Regions from separate parts of the Homo sapiens genome. Here region 2 is linked to region 1. A link is an interaction called in ENCODE POLR2A ChIA-PET data of the cell type or tissue named here. Cell type or tissue: GM12878. All regions are shown on one strand.

The links. ChIA-PET counts read pairs that join two places held together with the same protein. Peaks named below come from ENCODE experiments on the same cell type or tissue, not always from the same donor. Only the 100,000 strongest peaks of a DNase experiment are listed, where the experiment ranks them.
Region 2: POLR2A ChIA-PET joins it to region 1 with 5 read pairs; 5 of 35 experiments call an interaction of 5 or more read pairs at or near these places.

What each region holds. Positions count from the first base shown.
Region 1 is chr1:192,802,052-192,804,551 of GRCh38, forward strand. No RefSeq gene overlaps it. Among named protein-coding and RNA genes, the nearest start is that of RGS2, 5.7 kb to the right of the region's middle. In GM12878, no CTCF peak of the experiment used is centred here; no DNase peak of the experiment used is centred here; H3K27me3 peaks cover 121 bases.
Region 2 is chr1:192,516,015-192,518,514 of GRCh38, forward strand. LOC105371664 (a long non-coding RNA gene) reads right to left here. Exons shown (of 5, transcript XR_002958418.2): 5 at 1-1,949. Among named protein-coding and RNA genes, the nearest start is that of RGS1, 59 kb to the right of the region's middle. RefSeq lists enhancers at 624-743, 804-923. In GM12878, no CTCF peak of the experiment used is centred here; a DNase peak (open chromatin) is centred at 1,007; H3K4me3 peaks cover 283 bases; H3K27ac peaks cover 1,368 bases.

The DNA of each region.
Region 1 (2,500 bases):
AAAGTAACTTCATTCAGAAAAATAACTCAAAATGGATCACCAGCCTAAATGTAAAATGCAAAACTATAAATTCCTAGAAGAGAATCGCCAAGGAGAAAATCTAGATGACCTTGGATATGAAAATGAATATCACATCAAGATCCAGTCCATGAAAGAAAGAATTGATAAACTGGACTTCATTAAAATTTTTTTTAAAAAATCTCTGTTCTGCAAAAGACAACATCAGTGTAGTGGAAAGAAAAGCCACAGATTGGGAGAAGATACTTGCAAAGGGGGTATCTGATTCTAAAAAACCTGTAATCCAAAATATACAAAGAATTCTTAAAACTCAACAATAAGAAAACAAACAATCCAACTAAAAATACCAGACATCTCACCCAAGATAATACATATGGCAAATAAGCATGTGAAAAGATACTCTACATCATATGTCATTAGAGAAATGCAAAATGAAACAACAATGAGATACCAATACACACCTGTTAAAATGGCCAAAATCCAGAACACTGACTACAGCAAATGCCAAAAAGGATATGCAACAACAGGAATTCCCATTTGTTGCTGGTGGGAATGCAACATGGTACAGTCACTTTGGAAGTGGTTGGTGGTTTCTCATGAAACTAATCATACTCTTAGCTTATGATTGAGCAATTATGCCCTTTAATCTCTGCCCAAAGGAGTTGAAAACTTGTGCCCACACAAAAACCTGCACATGAATGTTTATACCAGCATTATTCATATTTGTCAAAACTTGGAAGCAACCAAGATGTCCTTCAGTAGGTGAGTGGATAAACTGTGGTACATCCAGACAATGGAATATTATTCAGCACTAAAAAGAAATGAGCTATTAAGCCCTGAAAAGACATGGAGGAAACATAAATGCATATTACTAAATGAAAGAAGCCAATCTGAAAAGGCTACATATTGTATGATTCCAACTATAACACTCTGGAAAAGGCAAAACTATGGAGACAGAAAACAGAAAATTGGTGGTTGCTAGGGGTTATAGGGTTATTGGGGAGGGAGGGAGGAATGGGCAGAGCACAGAGAATTTTTAGGGCAGAGTGAAAATACTATGATGTTATAATGGTGGATACATGCCATTATAAATTTGTCTAAACCCACAGAATGTACAACACCAAGAACAAACCCTAATGTCAACTATGGACTCTGGGTGGTAATGATGTGTCAATATAAGTTTATGAGCTGTTGGATATTAGTAATGGGGAGGTTATGTATGTATGGGAGCAGAAGACATATGCGCTACCTCTGTACCTTCCTCTCAAATGTGCTGTAATCTGCTCTACAAAAATACTCTTTAAATTAAAAAGTAACCTTACATTGCTGATGTGCCCAGAGGAGCATTTGGAAGGGCCTGAGAGGACCACCAGGAAACTTCATAAACAAACAGATCCCCCAAAAAGAATGAGGGTCCTGCATAGGAGCAAGACAGAAAAATGGACAAAAGAGTCACCTAGAAGAAACTAGTCATACTACAAAGTTTAGCTCAAGGCCAGTCCTGAGAACTATGTACTATCATCTACCAAGCTGTCCAGGACATTTCCAGTATTGTTTTCTTTTAAATTCCTACAAAGGAAGAGTGCTATAACTACTTGTGCCTGAAAGATAAGTAGCTTAAGCATAAGAAAGCTAAACAATATGCCTGAGTTCTAAGTAAATTAGGGCAGAAACTAGGAACAAAAAGCAAATATCCCAATTATGGACAACCCCTCTAGCCATCCCACTCTCCTAAGGGTACTTCATGAAAAGAACTGCAAAATTATTCTGTCTTTTGAAACTGGGAACTTTTGAGGGGACTAGTGCCACATAGTAATTGTGTCAAGGCCTACAGACATCTCTTAAAAGCATTATTTTTTTTAATTAATTCTGTTGAGATTTTGGAATTTTTGTTTCAAAAATGTGTTTGGGAGAGAAATCCACAAGGTTTTAGGTTATTAGGAAGTAGTCCACGAATAAAAACCTGTGAAAACCAATGTCTAAAATGGATTAATGCTCTCTACACAGGAATAGTCATCAGTATAGTGAAAAAGAAATACTAATGTAAACGGATTCCTTATTTACTAGATGAAAAATGGCTTTCTTCAGACTTTTAAAAAAGACTTTGTGACTATTATCATATAGATATTTAAAATTTTATATTTTGTTAACTTAATATACCCAAATTTCAAAAAAGTAGTCAATAGGACACTTGACACTCCAATGGTTTGGCAAAATTCCAGGGACAGAAATTAAAATCTCAGTCAAAAAAAACACCAAAAAAGAAATTCCTAGCTTTAACTCATAGACAATATGCCAACTATGTAACCTATTTTATAAGAAAGTATTTATATCACCTATTCTCCCCTGGTATTCCATGCACAAAAAGAGTGTAGCAGCAGGAACACACAACAATTCCCTTACTCAGACCTCATACTTACAGTCCTTTACCTTACAGACCTAATAGCTACAACATTCTATCCAAGGTATTTCAATATACATT
Region 2 (2,500 bases), 290 kb before region 1:
ATTCTAAACTCAATCAAGAATTTTTCAGCACCCAGGTTTTTACTACAGATAGCGCTTGTAAAGTTCCATGTGCCTCAAAAATGGACACAATGGCAACCTGGAGATACTACCCATGTACCCTGTTTAAAGGTTGCAGCCACTGTTTAGTTTCAAAAAATTATTGCTATGCAGAAATTTTGACCTACGGTTGCTAGATATTTTTCAAGAACAGAGTATCAGTGTAAATCTGAGTATCAGTGTAAAATTTTCTATTTTTTTTAACATTAAGAAGGCAAAATAAACCACCAGTTCGTGCCTTTCATGATAATGTCTAGAATGGAGGAAACAAGCTTTGGATAATCCAAGAACATCCATGCAAGTTCTCCTCTCAATAAAGGAATTAGGGGAGAATAGAGGAGAACTCTTTTTCCTCCCAGTTTCTGTTTTCACTTGCCTGCATTTTAAATTGAGTAAAAAGTGATCCTGAATGAGTCTGTTCTATCATATTTCCCTTCACTCTCTTTGAAGTTCAGGGCTCAAAAGTAGGAGATTAGTAAACATTTATCAATTAATTCATTGGTTGTGGGACTACTATTAATTTCTCCACCTCTCAGATTTCTTTATTTCTCCATCTCTTGATTTATTTTTTCTGCAAACACTCATTCAATAAACAGTCACTAAGCACCTGTCAGGCCCTGTGCTGGAGATGATGAAGAAATAAATAACAAATAGTCCCTGCCTTCGAAGAACTCCTAGTGTAGAGCAAGAGCTGAATATGTAAGCAAATAACTCTTTATGATGGTATGTAAAAGTTATACCGAGCATGATTAGCTTTAAAGTGGCATTTGCTTTACTTACAACCCGCCACATTGCCACAAAAGAGCTCAGAAGCTTAAAAAAAAAAAAGTGCAGCTGTCAGTAGTGATTAACACAACGGCTAGACACTGTGTATGAGAACGGATATAGGTGGTTTTATAAGGATCATGTGGTTAAGTGGGACACGCATGTTGAACAGAGTCTGCAGACATTTTGCCCAAAACTTCCTTTTGCAGTGTGCACATGTAAATGAGCCTTGCGTGGAAGTTTTTGCTTCCGGAATAAGATTGACTAGCCAGTGAAGCTCCTTATTACTCATTTCAGCAATCATTTGCTTTTCTTGATGCAATATATAAAACGTGTACAAAATACAGCAAAGGAACTTAGGTCACCCACGTTAACTTAGGACGTTTCTGTTGACTAACTTTGGGCGTTCTATTTATTAAAATTTGAAAGTCATAAATGCTGGGCTTAAAAGAAAAGAATCTCTCAGAACCTGAAATGAAAATTTAGCATTATATGACAGTTTTGAGAAAAATGATTCAGAGTTCTTTAAAAATTAAACTTCCCAAATGATTCTAGATTGAATTATATTCTGAATACCTAATATCTGCAGATTACTGTTTTAGATGCTATAGAGACAAAAAGTAGGTATATTAGCCTTCTAATCCTTAAAGAATCTGTAGTCCAATTGGGGAAGTAAGCACAAGGCAGGTGAAAAAGAGAAATAATAAAACAAAGCAGCATACAATAAATTTCCAAATGACTAATGCCAATAATCAGAGATATGTGTGCAATTAGATAACAATAACTGAGTTAGAGCCATCTAGAAAGAAATCGTACTTGATGTGAGTCTTGCAGAAGGGAATAATTTGGATAAAACAGGAGAATAATTGGTGTATAAAGGAGAAAGAAGAGTGGAGCAAAAACATAGGTGTAGATAAGCTTCAGAGAAATTTAGGAAGCAGGGATCAGACTCCCCCGGCTGTAGCAGAGGAACCCTGGGAGGACAACGAGGACTTGGAGGGAATGAAGGTTGAAGTGAGACAAACAAGAACATGAATGCAAAGCCATGGAGTTCAGACCTCCTCCCACAGGTAACGATGAGCCACTGGATATTTTCTCTTAGCTGAGTCATGTGATGAACCTGGAGGCTGCATGAAGGAAAAAGGCAAGGAGTCATAGTTAGAACTAGGTATGTTGAGAGAGATGTAAGAACTTCATCAGGCTAACAACTTGACATTTCTTCAAATATATATATTCTTTAAATAGAATGTTCAATATTTCTTTAGAAGGATTAGAAGAAACTAGCTTTATTTTATTTTATTTTATTTTATTTTATTTTATTTTATTTTATTTTATTTTATTTTTGGAGACAGAGTGTCGCTCTGTCACCCAGGCTGGAGTGCAGTGGAGCAATCTCAGCTCACTGCAACCTCTGCCTCCCAGGTTCAAGTGATTCTTCTGCCTCAGCCTCCCTAGTAGCTGGGACTACAGGTGCGTGCCACCACGCCCAGCTAATTTTTGTATTTTTAGTAGAGACAGAGTTTCACCATATTGGCCAGGCTGGTCTTGAACTCTTGACCTTGTGATCTGCCTGCCTCGGCCCCCCAAAGTTCTGAGATTACAGGCGTGAGCCACCACGTCCAGCCTGGGAGAAACTAACTTTCTATTAGTGTAGATTATATTCCACTTTATATTAAAA